Regions from separate parts of the Homo sapiens genome. Here region 1 is linked to region 2. A link is a loop called in an ENCODE intact Hi-C map of the cell type or tissue named here. Cell type or tissue: K562. All regions are shown on one strand. Region 1 overlaps DGLUCY (D-glutamate cyclase). Region 2 has its middle 23 kb from the start of GPR68.

Evidence for each region. Hi-C counts contacts between places; a loop is a spot of excess contacts. Peaks named below come from ENCODE experiments on the same cell type or tissue, not always from the same donor. Only the 100,000 strongest peaks of a DNase experiment are listed, where the experiment ranks them.
Region 1: a loop joins it to region 2, with 2.7 times the contacts of the local background. A loop is called at or near these places in 3 of 110 quality-filtered maps.

Annotation. Positions count from the first base shown.
Region 1 is chr14:91,200,812-91,204,811 of GRCh38, reverse strand. It overlaps DGLUCY (D-glutamate cyclase), which reads right to left. Exons shown (of 14, transcript NM_001102368.3): 12 at 1-106. Among named protein-coding and RNA genes, the nearest start is that of GPR68, 42 kb to the left of the region's middle. In K562, no CTCF peak of the experiment used is centred here; a DNase peak (open chromatin) is centred at 2,291; H3K4me3 peaks cover 187 bases.
Region 2 is chr14:91,265,980-91,269,979 of GRCh38, reverse strand. It overlaps a transcript of GPR68 not described here. Among named protein-coding and RNA genes, the nearest start is that of GPR68, 23 kb to the right of the region's middle. RefSeq lists cis regulatory regions at 272-550, 1,428-2,457 and an enhancer at 1,581-1,875. In K562, no CTCF peak of the experiment used is centred here; DNase peaks (open chromatin) are centred at 1,719 and 2,329; H3K4me3 peaks cover 598 bases.

The sequences.
Region 1 (4,000 bases), 65 kb after region 2:
AAGTCAGCCTCCACGTCGCAGGCGATGACATCCCCGTGCCGTATGTGCCTCCTCACAGCCTCCTTGACTTTACCCATCCCAAGCTCGTTGCCTCCATCACCGACTCCTGAAGGGAAGGGGAGCTGAGTCAGTGCACGGGACCAGGGCAAAATGGGGGAGGCCTGAAGCAAGGCAGCCCTACATGTGCTTGTTGCCTTTGGGAGGGCAAAAAGGTTGGCTCTGGATATATTTTCAGACAACCAGGAGTTGTGGTACTTCCCCTTAGGCCTTCTAGAAACTTCTTTAGTTAAAAATGAGTCCACGTTTGGAACACACTACAGTGTGGGCATGTCTCCTTTTGGGTCACATTCTCCAGCAAAGATGGAGCACGTTCTATGCTCTTGGTGCCAGGCCCATGGGAGATGTGGGTATGGTGACACTCAGGACCTCCCTTCCAGTGGCTCCCGCTCACTGAGCCCCCCGGGGGATCTGGTGCAAAGTCAGTTCTAGAACTTACTTTAAAGGCTTCTGCTGAAAGAATGTGAAATGTATGTGTTTTAGTTCATTTTAATCTATACCACAGGGGTACCTGGTTAACATCTGAAATATCCTAATCAGGAATACACACTCCAAGTGTGGTTAGTAAGCATTTGAAAGAGGCTACATAGTCTTGAGGCCCATCTGATAGTCTGCATCAGAGAATTTGTTAATTAGTGTAATAAATGAATGCTAGAATAAATACATATTAAAAATGATTTAATTCATTGGTGAAATGAATGGTGTTCAAGATAGGTGGATTGGCTAAAAATAACTAGCAGATACCTCTACCCTTGTATGGATAAGATTTAAAAATCTAGTCTGGGTGCAGTGGCTCATGCCTGTAATCCCAGCACTTTGGGAGGCCAAGGCAGGGAGATCACTTGAGATCAGGAGTTCGAGACCAGTCTGGCCAATATGGCAAAACCTTGCCTCTACTAAAAATACAAAAATTACCCAGACATGGTGGCACATGCCTGTAGTCCCAGCTACTGTGGAGGCTGAGCCAGGAGAATCACTTGAAACTGGGAGGCAGAGGTTATAGGGAGCTGAGATCACATCACTGCACTCCAGACTGGGCAACAGAGCAAGACTCCATCTAAAAAAAAAAAAAAAAAACACACAAAAAAACCTATCAAGCCCTGAAGCATGTACCCTTTGAGGTGGTGCTGTAGATCTGGGGGACACAGCTCCTGTGTCCAGGTATTTATAGAGGAGTCTGTAAACTAGATGTTCAGCTGAATCCACCTCTAGAAGAGGGTTACAGCTGTCTCAATAACCTTTCATGCAATGCACCTGTCTGAGTCTCTCAAGGCCAGAGGGCTGGACTCTCCAAGCCTATGGAACAGGTACATCATTGTTTTTGTGTCTGCTTCTATAAAGGCTTGGAAGATGCGGAAGAATTCTGTCAGAGGCTAGTGTTCTTTGTGGGATCTAGAGCTGATCCATCTCAAACATCAGGGAGTGAATTTGGCCAAAAGAATGACACAATTGTGAAGGACCAAACACCTTAGATTTATATCCTGATGGTTTTTCTCAGAACACTTCTCTAGATCTATGACAGCCCACTGAATGAGGAGAATAACACCCAACATGTAACACTGGTATCTGGTCTATAGCTGTCTCTTTTTAGCATCTTATGAATTCCATCTCTTTTGGGCTTCACATCCATCCTGTCATGGGTATCATGATCCTCACTGTATAGAGCTGGCAGTCCCTGATGGGGGCAGTACCTGGGCAGTCAGTGGAAGGTGGAGACTTAAACCCAGGTGACTTGATTCTCAATTGAGCACTATGCCCATGACATGGCAGTTGCCCATGGAACCTGAGGAACAGGGGTTTTGAGGAAGAAGAAGAGAAAAAGGAAAATTCAGGAGGTAGCCTTGCTGGGCAGGAGGGTCTGGGGCGGCGGGGGCCACAGGAGGAGACTGGGCTCCTGAGGCCGTGAGAAGGGCCCAAGGGTCTACAAAGGGGGCGGTTCGAAGCCATGAACGGCCAGCTCCACCTGCCTCCTCTGGGATCTCAGGGTCGTCACAGCACAGATGGGGGTCCCATTGCGGGTGTGGGAGGACGGGATTGCTCTAGCAGCTCCCTCAGACCCTGTTTGCCCCTGTAGCCACAGAGATCTCTTTTTTCTCCACTCTGAGAACCCCTCCCCCACAGGCTGAGGTCCTCTGCCTGCCCAGCCGGAGGGACAGGAAGCTGGAAGCCAACAGGAAGCTGGAAGCCAACAGGAAGCTGGAAGCCAACCGCACTGTGTGCACCACACCCACAGCCTCTTCTGGGAAAAGCCAGGGCGATTTGCAGAAACGTTCTAATCAGCGCAGAAGGCTCTCACTGTCTCATCAAAACCTCAAAAGCCAAAGGAGACTAATGAGTCTGGGAAACACTTGGAAACATGCAATGACAAACAAGTCTTCATTACCCCAGGGCCTGAGACCCACCCAGAGGGAAGAAAGGTTCTCCTTGGGGCTTACACTAAGCCTTTCCGCAATTCATAAAGGCATGATTCCCTGATAAAGGGCTGGGGCCCCAGGAGTCTGCAGTCTACTCCTAATGCTACCAGCAACACTAATTAGCTGCGCCATCTGGGAAAACCTCCTGGGACTCACCTTACCTGCCTCACAGGGTTTTCACAGAAGCTTAAACACTACAATGAATGTGAAGCCTCTTGGAAAAGTACAAAGTTTTGTGCAAACACAAATTATCACATTATTATTATTATTATTATTATTATTTTTGAGACAGAGTCTTGCTCTTGTCGCCCAGGCTGGAGTGCAGTGGCGCGATCTTGGCTCACTGTAACTTCCACCTCCTGGGTTCAAGCAATTCTCCTGCCTCAGCCTCCTGAGGAGCTGGAATCACAGGAGCCCACCACCATGCCTGGTTAATTTTTTTATATATTTAATAGAGACGGGGTTGTGCCATGTTGGCCAGGCTGGTCTGGAACTCCTGAGCTCAGGTGATCCACCTGCCTCAGCCTCCCAAAGTGCTGGAATTACAGGTGTGAGCCACCACGCCCAGACCATATTATTATATTATTAACGACTGAAGGCCAGGCTCAGTGGCTCATGCCTGTAATTGAAACAGTTTGGGAGGCTGAGGTGGGAAGATAGCTTGAGCTCAGGAGTTCGAGACCAGGCTGAGCAATATAGTGAGACCTCATCTCTACCAAAAAAATGTTTAAAAGTTAGCCAAGCAGCCGGGCATGGTGGCTTACACCTGTAATCCCAGCACTTTGGAAGGCAGAGGCAGGCGGATCACGAGGTCAAGAAATCGAGACCATCCTGGCCAACATAGTGAAACCCCATGTCTACTAAAAATACAAAAATTAGCTGGGCGTGGTGGCATGCGCCTATAGTCCTAGCTACTCGGGAAGCTGAGGCAGGGGAATTGCTTAAACCTGGGAGGCGGAGGTTGCAGTGAGCCGAGATTGCGCCACTGCATTTGAGACAGGTAACAGAGTGAGACTCCATCTCAAAAAAAAAAAAAGTTACCTGTCAGGCCTCTGAGCCCAAGCTAAGCCATCATATCCCCTGTGACCTGCACGTATACATCTAGATGGGCTGAAGCAACTGAAGATCCACAAAAGAAGTGAAAATGCCAGTTCCTGCCTTAACTGATGACACTCCACCATCGTGATTTGTTCCTGCCCTACCCTAACTGATCAATTGACTTTGTGACAATACACCCTCCCCGCCCTTGCCATAATGTACTTTGTGATATTCCCCTGCCCTTGTGAATGTACTTTGTAAGATACACCCTCCCCACCCTTGAGAAGGTACTTTGTAATATCCTCCCCCACCCTGAAGAAGGTACTTTGTAATATCCTCCCCCACCCTTGAGAATGTACTTTGTGAGATCCACCCCCTGCCCGCAAAAAATTGCTCCTAACTCCACCACCTATCCCAAACCTATAAGAACTAATGATAATCCCACGACCCTTCGCTGACTCCTTTTTCGGACTCAGCCTGCCTGCACCCAG
Region 2 (4,000 bases):
CTTGTATCTGGCCACTCCACAGAAACTGCCATCCATGCTGTTTTGAGCCAGACTGAGCGGTGGCCACCCGCAGTCTTCATCCTGTGTGGCCTTTGCAATACTTGACAGCTGGCCAGGCACTTCTTGGCACCCTTAGCCTCTGCTGCACGCTTCTTTGTCCCTCTGGGACAGCTCTGTGCTGCCTGCTCCTTCGTCCCTTCATTCATCCCTCCCGGGGACATCAGGGCTGCGGGCAGAGCCCTGGATTCTGCCTCCACCACTCTCCTGTCGTGCATTCCCCCTGCAGGCCTGACCCCACCCTCCCTACAAAGGGAGCGCTTGTGGAGGTGACCTCCAGCCCAGCGTCTCCTGACCTTCAGGCCAGGACTGCTGCCCTCATCAACCCAGCTCCCCTGTTCCCAGGACCATCTCTGCAGCCTCAGGAGCCTGAGATTCGAGCTGGACCCCTCCTTTCCTCACATCCCACATATCACACGTCACATCCTGGACCTGAGGGTGGGGTGGGAATCTGGGCCGCTCCCCTCTGCCAGCTGTCTCTGCCCTAGTTCACACCCTCCCGCCGACTGGTCCCGCTGCCTCAGGCTCTCCCCCTACTCTTCCATCCACTCCAGCCGGCTTTTGGTCCCACTGGTCCTGCGGGAGAGCTCCTGTCAAGGTCGCTAATCCAGAGGCAACTTCTCAGCCCTCGTCACTTCTCAGGAGGTGCCCTGACTCAGGGACCTTCCTATTTAGAACACTCCCCTCCACATTGGCCACACTTGTGAGCAGCGCGAGGTCAGGCATAACCAGGTCCACACACGTGTGTCTTTCCACAAGGTCAGACTTTTATTGACGCTGTTTCGTTTCTTTCTTTCTTTCTTTTTTTTTTTTTGAGACAGAGTTTCACTTTTGTTGCCCAGGCTGGAGTGCAATGGCACAGTCTCAGCTCACTGCATCCTCTGCCTCCTGGGTTCAAGCGATTCTCCTGCCTCAGCCTCCTGAGTAGCTGGGATTACAGGTGCCCACCACCACGCCCGGCTAATTTTTGTATTTTTAGTAGAGACGGGGTTTCACCATGTTGGCCAGGATGGTCTCAAACTCCTGACTTCAGGTGATCTGCCCACCTCGGCCTCCCAAAGTGCTAGGATTACAGGCGTGAGCCACCACGCCCGGCCTCTTTTACTTATTTTTACATGTACAATAAGTTATTTTTGACTGTAGTCATCCTCTTGTGCTATCAAATACTAGGTCTTATTGTATCTAACTATATGTTTGTTCCCATTAACCATCCTCACTCCCCTCCCACCCCATTACCCTGCCCAGCCTCTGGTAACCATCCTTCTACTCTCAACCTCCATGAGTTTAGTTGTTTTCATTGTTAGCTCCCTCAAATAAGTAACGACAGGTGAAGTTTCTCTCTCTGTGCCTGGCTTATTTCACTTAACATAATGAGCTCCAGTTCCATCCATGTTGCAGATGACAGCATCTCATTCTTTTTTACAGCTGAGTAGTTCTCCGTTGTGTATATATGCAATATTTTCTTCATTCATTTGTTGATGGACACTTTGGTTGCTTCCGCATCTTGGCTGTTGTAAATAGTAGAGTCACTGATGTGGGCAGAGCCTTCGGTGGGAGATGCTGGGTGCTGATCACAAGTGACAGCAAGATGGTGTCAGTTGAGACGGCCGTTTCAAGCTGCTGAAGTCTTGCTCCTTTTATAGTCACAGAGTCTTCTGGTGAGGACTGATAGTGGAGAGTGTGTTTGTTTATGTCCTTATCTGGTTGGATGAGTCTTTATTGATCAGGTAAAACATGCGGTCCCTGTTGGCGAAGTGCCATATTAAATGTAAGATGGAGTCTTTTTCTAAGATGGAGTTACTTATGTCGAAGGTGCTCTACACCCATACCCAGCCCTTTGCAGACTAGGTCCTCTCTACAGGCTCCCCTCAAGGCACACCCAGCCCCTGATCATACTTCATCAAGCCCAGGCATACCCACAACTTTAATTACCACCTATTCCCAGAAGGCCCAAACTTGTATCTCCAGCCCCCACCTCTCCTCCAAAACCCCAGATCTGGATTTCCAACTTGCATGTCCCAAACGCACCTCAAATTCAACATGCCCAACACAGCTCACCATCCTCCCCCTCCAAAGCGAGGCCTCTTTGTATTCCCACCCCCAACACCTGCCCCATACACATCCGGAGGATGCTGGCCTTCCCCTCACTCTCCCCCGTGGTCCTGTTACTCCATCAGCTGCTTTCAACGCTAAGACCCTGCTCACCTCCACAGCCAATCCCAAGCCACAGCCCCCTTCAGCAGTACCATGGGATCCTGTGGCTAAGAGAGCACCCTGGATCACGCCCCCTCCTGAGTTCCAGGGCCCCACCCTCTGCGTTGGTGTGGTGTGTGACCTGGTGGCTGGGAAATACCCAAGTTGCAGCTGGATATGCTTTTTTTTCCTTCTGAGACAGGGTCTTACGCTGTCCCTCAGGCTGGAGTACAGTAGTATGACTATGGCTCACTGCAACCTCAAGTGATCCTCCTGCCTCAGCCTCCTGAGTAGCTGGGACTACAGGCACATGCCACCACACCTGGCTAATTTTTTATTTTTTGTAGAGACGGGGTCTTGCTACATTGCCCAGGCTGGTCTCAAACTCCTGACCTCAAGTGATCCCTCGACCTTGGCCTCCCAAAGTGTCAGGATTGCAGGTGTCAGCCACCACACCTGGCCAGAGTTTGACTCTTTATCATCAGTAACAATTTATAAATAATAAAACATACAATAACAATTATTGTAAAATCCATACAACCAATTGATTCTTGCAGAAAGCTCATTGATTTTTTTGCTGGTGTATTTGTAGCCAACCTAGGCTTGCAACTGACAAATGAGCATAGCTTCAACACAAATGTGGTTGATAATTTCTTTCACGTTAACATGTAAGATGAAAGGGAAACAAGTCAAAGATGTATGTCAGAACTTCACTGAAAACATGAGTAACTTTGTTTAATCAAGTGGTAGTTTCTGAATGCTGAACAAATATTTCCTCAATTTTTTGTACTATTCCTATTATAATGGCTACAGATGCAACACACTTTTTTAAAAATTGAGATATAATTTACATACCATAATATTGACCCAAGGCATCTTCTCTATTTTTTTTAAGTCTAGAGACACTAGACAATGAAAAAATATATAAATCAAGCCCAAGTTTATAACATTTACCAATTTCTGTGCTATAAGTACTCTCACCATGGCCAACATCAAGCTGCCAGCACTGAACACATCACTTAACACGGAACTGATCTCAATCTTTGAGATTAAAAAATCTCAGTTTTTATTATTTATTTTTTTGAGATGGAGTCTCACTCGTCGCCCAGGCGGGAGTACAGTGGCACGATCTCGGCTCATTGCAACCTCCGCCTCCTGGGTTCAAGCAATTCTCTGCCTCAGCCTCCTGAATAGCTGGGATTACAGGCGCCCGCCACTACGCCGGGCTAATTTTTCTGTTTTTAGTAGAGACGGGGTTTCACCATCTTGGCCAGGCTGGTCTTGAACTCCTGACCTCATGATCCACCCGCCCCGGCCTCCCAAAGTGCCGAGACTGTACAGTTGTGAGCCACTGTGCCTGGCCTCAATTTTTTAAAAATCGAGATATAATTTATATATCATAATATTCACCCAAGACATCTTCTCTATCATTCTTAACAGGTATACATGACAGCCTTCAGAATAAAGACTAGACCCCCTCCAGTGAAGTCCAGAAACTTATATACTACCTCGAGGTTACAGACAGAATGGGGGCTTATGGGAGAGGGAGAAGAATTCTATTGAGGGATTATAAATGATTACTAGGGAGAACGATTGGATGGGGAACAGAAAGTAACTTGTAAAATTCTTTGGAATTTATATGATCCTTGGCAACAGTCACTGTCTTGAAAGAGTCTGTTCAGATGTGGTTACATTCTGGGTCTTCTTTGCTGTGAAGGGTAATGAGATAACGGGCGAACAAGAACAACTG